2 separate regions of the Mus musculus genome follow, and region 2 is linked to region 1. A link is a loop called in an ENCODE intact Hi-C map of the cell type or tissue named here. Cell type or tissue: heart. All regions are shown on one strand. Each heading gives the region's core, and the rest is flanking DNA. Links, peaks and the distances in the headings are about the cores only.

Region 1 (2,924 bases), core at 166-2,665:
GGAAAATCAACAATTACAACAAAGAAATACTATTTACTTCTGAGACCAGACCGGGAGAGACTGTTGAGTTAATCTGGCCAACTCGAGCTCCCTGTGCTAAGCTTTGACTTTAGGGAATCAAGCTTTTAGGGGATGGTACTTTATGGGGAGCATAGTTTAACGTTCGTTCTCAAATGATCCATGCGTGAATCAACCGACATTTTGTCCAACTCAAAACATTTTTAGGAGTTAAAAAAAATAAGCATAAGTTTATTAACAGGCATAAAACCTGTACCTTTATTTAATTTTGTAAATATCCTGGTAGTAAAAAGTTATAAAGGTAGTTAAATGAATGAGTCCAAACAAGTTTGTTTCTGTGGCTTGGCTTGAGTGAGAGCATAAGATAGAGCAATTTCTGCAAAGACCCCAGGCCTAAGGTGCAATTCCTTCTTATGGGGAAAATTCCAGAAGGTGATGTGGGGCAGCTTCAGTGGGGGCTTTACCGTCACCAAAAGGCAATCAGATGGAAGCTCTGGATTCTTAGGGTTTTTAGCTGGTTCATTCACAGTCAGTCGTGGAATTATTTTAGAATCAAGGTTCCTCCCAGTGGAGAAAGCAGCTCAATTGAATGAAAACCATTTCCTATCTTTTTTACCTTTGGGACCTGCACTTTAGGAAACTCCACAGATCAGAACTGGTGTAAATAACATGGCCATGACCCTGGGCTAAGTGGGTATCCAAATGCACTGGGGCTTCTTTCAAAGGGATCAGATGTTTTCTTTCCCTGTGATGTATTAATACGGTAAATAATAATGGGTCATGGTAAGACCATCTTTACATTTTTTTTTTTTTGGAATAAACTCCATACCATTCACATGCAGTTAGCCAAAAAAGCAGTCACAGGAAATGTGGATTCTTTGTGTGCTCCAGAGGAAAAGGAACTGGGTTGGACAAACAGTCTCTGCAATAGAAGCCAAGCTATCAGGAGTACCACACCAAGGAGAGACTCCAACAGAAAAGGCGCCATCAGATCAGACCCCGCTTCTCCAATTCACCTCCAGCTCAAAGTAGTCATCAAGTAGGAGGACTGTGAAGTTCCGGGCTCTTCATCGGGCTTTGTCACCTCTCAGAGTGATGCAGTCCCTGGGCTCAGACCTCGGTATTCCATAATCATAAGACAAGTAAAAGAGGTTTAGGTTTCCCACTCCTCTGCAAGTCGTCATAACGAGTCCTCACGTGGGCTGTCCTCCTTAGTTCTGTAACTGTGTAAGGATACACGTTTTCAAACATCTCTATGCCGTCTGATAAATCAAATGGATATCTGGTACAGAAACCAAATTGTGTATTTTCATTTTAAAGGCAAACCAGAAAGCCAAGGCACAGGACACAGTGGTATCTGCTATAGAGTAGATAATCAATTTGTTTTTGAGATGATTTCCAGTTGCAAGCTTCACAGCCACCATGTCAGAAAAACACCGTGTGTCTGTGGGCAGAGATGGGTCTCCCTTCCTTTCCATCCAGAAACCACGTGTGTGTTTGGTTTCTTCAAAGTATGAAGGATGCTCACTCAAGAAGGGTGAGTCCTGTCAGCATAGAAGGCAATTGCCTCACCTTTCTTGCACTCACACTTTGATTGATCAACTGTCTTTTACAGAGGCTTGATAGTGGCTACGGATTTTGAACTCAATTAGACTGAAGCCATTGATTGTTGCAGTCCCTAAGTCAATTGACACACATTTCCAGTCTATTTATTCCATTCGAGACATAACTCAATCTTGCATATTTACATAAAACATCTAACGGAGGTTTTCATCTGTTTATTGTTGTGTGTTTTTTGTTTTGGTTGGTTGGTTTGGTTTTTCGAGACAGGGTTTCTCTGTGTAGCCCTGGCTGTCCTGGAACTCACTTTGTAGACCAGGCTGGCCTCAAACTCAGAAATCTGCCTGCCTCTGCCTCTCAAGTGCTAGGATTAAAGGCGTGCACCACCACCGCCCGGCTTTGTTGTGTGTTTTGATTTTTGCCTGTTCTAAAAGGCTGCAGGACAGAAATACTTGAGAGTCAGAAAATATGAGTCACAACATGTGGCCCCCTTTTCTCTTTCTGATGCCCCTTTGAGCTGGTCTCTGTCTTGCCCTGCTCTGAGAAAAGTCACTGGGAAGTCTTGAATCCTCTGTGCTTACCCAATGATAGCCTGGCAGAGTTAGGAATGAATTCTCCTTCTCTGATTACAACTGGCCCATAGAGGTGTCAAATGATGGAAAGTCACTCATTCCCCAGCTAGGGTCTCAAGGGCAAGCCCCCTGACAGCAGTGCTATGGTCATGCTCATGTTCGTGCCACCCTACTATGCCACCAAACCCTTCATCCAGGTATAGACCACTCACCCAGACTCAAGGTTCCCAGGTTACTATTGTCTTTATTATGGATAAGGAAGTACTTGGTTGTTAATGCAGCAAGTCTCATTTGTTCTATTTCTGTTTCAAGGAGATGGTCATGGGATGGGATCTTTGTCTTCCTGATCCTGGAGAACTTATAGGAGGTCCTCCTTGTTGGGATTCCATTCCTTTTAACTGTGTCTCCTGCCACCATCTTTTTTCCCACCTGGATAATACAATGCCCTCCTATCGGTTCCCCTGACCTCTGCCTCCTCTCCACTCCAGTCTATTCTTATCCACACAGTTCCTTTGAAACCCAAGCCAGACTGTGTCACCACCATGCTCAAAACTCTCCAGATTAGCCATCAAATCAAAACCAAATGAGATACCACCTTCCACCCAGGGGGATGGCTAAAATCAAAAAGACAGACATCACACGTGCTGCTCAGGCTGTGGAGAAATGGAAATCTTCATAGACTTCTTCGGATGTAAAATGTGCAGCCGCTTTCCTCAAACTGCTCGTCCCTTTTCTCTTCTGCTTCTCACCGAGGAGTGGAATGTCTGACCGAGC
Region 2 (2,924 bases), core at 311-2,810, 50 kb before region 1:
ACCCTCTCGCTCACTCTATGTTCTCCCACGTTAGGCGCCTGGAGTTGCCCTGTGACCAGTCCATGGATCTCCTTCTGTTTGAGTTTTAATCTATGAACTTCACTGCTGTTTCTCCCTTACTGTTTAATCTGTCTTGAAGCCTATGGTTTTCTATTCTAGACGCTGTCATTTTCGTCATTGGCAGTTACATTTAGGTCCCCTTTTTCTTACATTGTTTATATCAGTACTATTATTTTTCACCTTCCCTCTAGCTTCCTGAAGATATAGAACACAGCTTCGGGAGCCTTTAAAGCACCCATGCATACCAATTCCATTGTCTACATCATTTCTGGATCTGTTATATCGAATGGCATTTTCTCTTTAGAGGTAGCATCACTCAACCCCTGTGCTAAGCTGCCACACTATGAACTTGGCCTGCTTGAGTCCTGGGTACCTCTGTATTTGCAAGTTGCCTAGAAGTTCCTTCTTGGATGGTTTTGTGTGAGTTGGTACAATCGTGTCATAGTACTAGCCTCTGTTAGGTGGGGCACAAGCAGCCCTGGATAGCCTAGCAGTGTCAGCAAACTCCAGGATCAGTGAGAGACTCTGCCTCAAAAATCAAACAAACAAGCAAACAAACAAAGCTGTAAACTATTGAAGATAATCAACATAAGCCTCTGGCTTCCACGTGTAACCTTACATATGTGTGCATGTGCCTGTTCCTGTACACATACACATAAACAGACACACAATAAAAAACGTGGAAAATTTAATAGGTGTAAAATCCATATGCTGAAAATTACAGCATATTTTAAAGAAGTGAGAAATATACCTAAATAGATGTTCATTTGTCATTAGATAAAATTGAGATATTAAAATACCAGTTCTTCCCAGATTAATCTACAGATTCATAATTTCTATTAGGCATTAGAAAGGCTGTTTTGTTTCTCATGGCAATTGATCAATCTTAAAACACATAAAAATGCAAAAGAAGATCAATCTCAAAAGCTAAACTTAGGGTAATTATGAAAATGTTTAGGACTATAAATTTATACTAGTAAAATGGTATGTTATTGTGTGAATACAGGGTAGGCATCAATGAAGCAGAATAGGGAATCCTTTTAGCTGGGTTTACAGCCAATTGCTTTTATTAAAGATGTCCAGGTCATAAGTGAAAGAAAAGGCATCAAGTGAGAGCCAACCAATGCCACGAAAACACAAAGACTCCTAGACTTCACATCATACACAAAAAAATCCATGCAAAATAGATCAAAGGCTTAGCTGCAATATCTAGAACCTACTAGAAGAAAATACTCTTTATCGAGATTAGAAAATATTTCTTAGACAAAAGTCAGCGAGTAGAAAAATACAAACTAGGCCAAACTGGCCCCATACAGTGAAGGTTCTGATTGTATTTTGCTGGTGACTGTGGCTGCTGACAGCTTCCCAGCCCTTCCACTTCCGCTTCCCCTCTGCCCTACATCTGGGCCCTGCTGATAAGAAAACCCAGGTGCTCCCACCTTTGTTGCCAACCGGAAGTTCAGAGCATGCAAGCCCCAGCTCTCAGGCACAGGAACCCTGGCTCGCTCCAGCCCCATTCTCCAATCACAGCCAAAGACCAGGCTCTTTTCGCGCTCTCTTGAAACATTTTTGGATTTACTTGGGAGCCTGCCCTGTTCTCAGAAAGTTTTATTCTGTGAGTAATAAACTTTCTCGAACCTTTGCTTGCATATGTATGTGTGTGTGTGTGTGTGTGTGTGTGTGTGTGTGTGTGTTCATCAGTTTCAACATCAGTAGAACCCACCTTGTTTCTGTGCGATAACCACAACAAAAACTTTTTTTATTGAAAAGGAGAAACTCAAACCACCTACCAGGAGAAAACTACCTCCACTGATATTCTCCATGTTGTTTATCTAGAGAAGACGGTTGATGCTTAACCTCTGCACAGGAATCCAACTTTAAAAGTTATCGAAAGATTTTATTATCTAAACCTTCACTAAAGAAAGCACACAAATAGCAGATAGTCTCCCAAAATAACACTAAACGTTATTAGGGAAATGCAAATTAAAGACACGGATTTCAGTTCCTATCCACTAGGTAACTCAAATGAAGAGAACCAGGTGTTGATACAGTGTGAGATAACCCGCCCCTTTCCTGGAGGAAATGCAAACGGGGCCACCACTTTGGAAAACATCCTCAAAGATTTTTGTGAGATTAAATAAAATCTAGGCTTGCTATACTACCCATTAATCTCACTTTGGGGTGATTACCCAATAAAAATGAAAGTACATAGTTATACATAGACTGGAAGCCAAACAAATGCCAATCAACTGGTGAATGGGTAAGTAAAATGTTGATATTCCATCTAATGGAATACTACTTAACAATAAAAAGGAAATTTTGCAACATGCTACTCTGGGGATAAATATCAACCAACGGCATTCCAACAAGAGGAAAAAAAGCCAGATCCAAAGGATCATGTGCTGTGTTGCTCCAGGATATAACACTCATTAAAGAGGGAAAGCAAGGGATTGTGAGATTCACTGCAATGAATGCAACAGTACTTCAATGGAATGGAAACAGTCTATAGCATAGCTGTGGTGTCAGCTTACAACTGTATATACTTGTCAAAACACATGGATTGAGTTGTGCCTTAAAATGTATTTAGTGCATATAAATTATACTGCAAAGAGAAATGTTAATCTCAACAGATAGGCACTACTGCCTGAAAGAGCAGTGCCCTAGAGTCTTCAGGCTGGTCTGTTCCATAGACATTATCTTACTTGATCCTTATGTCAACCAGTAGAGTTCTCTGGGACTACTTTGCAAACACAGGCACCGGCAGCCCAAGAAACTTTCCAAGGTCGTGCTATCTGTGGGAAATTTTCAAAGTCGAAATGCTTCTTTCAATGAAGCCCCCCTTTTCTGTTTCCCTTGACACCTTC

What was found. Hi-C counts contacts between places; a loop is a spot of excess contacts. Peaks named below come from ENCODE experiments on the same cell type or tissue, not always from the same donor. Only the 100,000 strongest peaks of a DNase experiment are listed, where the experiment ranks them.
Region 2: a loop joins it to region 1, with 4 times the contacts of the local background. A loop is called at or near these places in 6 of 42 quality-filtered maps.

The regions. Positions count from the first base shown.
Region 1 is chr2:74,967,731-74,970,654 of GRCm38, reverse strand. No RefSeq gene overlaps it. Among named protein-coding and RNA genes, the nearest start is that of Gm46748, 92 kb to the left of the region's middle. In heart, for the core only: no CTCF peak of the experiment used is centred there; no DNase peak of the experiment used is centred there.
Region 2 is chr2:75,018,218-75,021,141 of GRCm38, reverse strand. No RefSeq gene overlaps it. Among named protein-coding and RNA genes, the nearest start is that of Gm46748, 42 kb to the left of the region's middle. In heart, for the core only: no CTCF peak of the experiment used is centred there; a DNase peak (open chromatin) is centred at 1,491.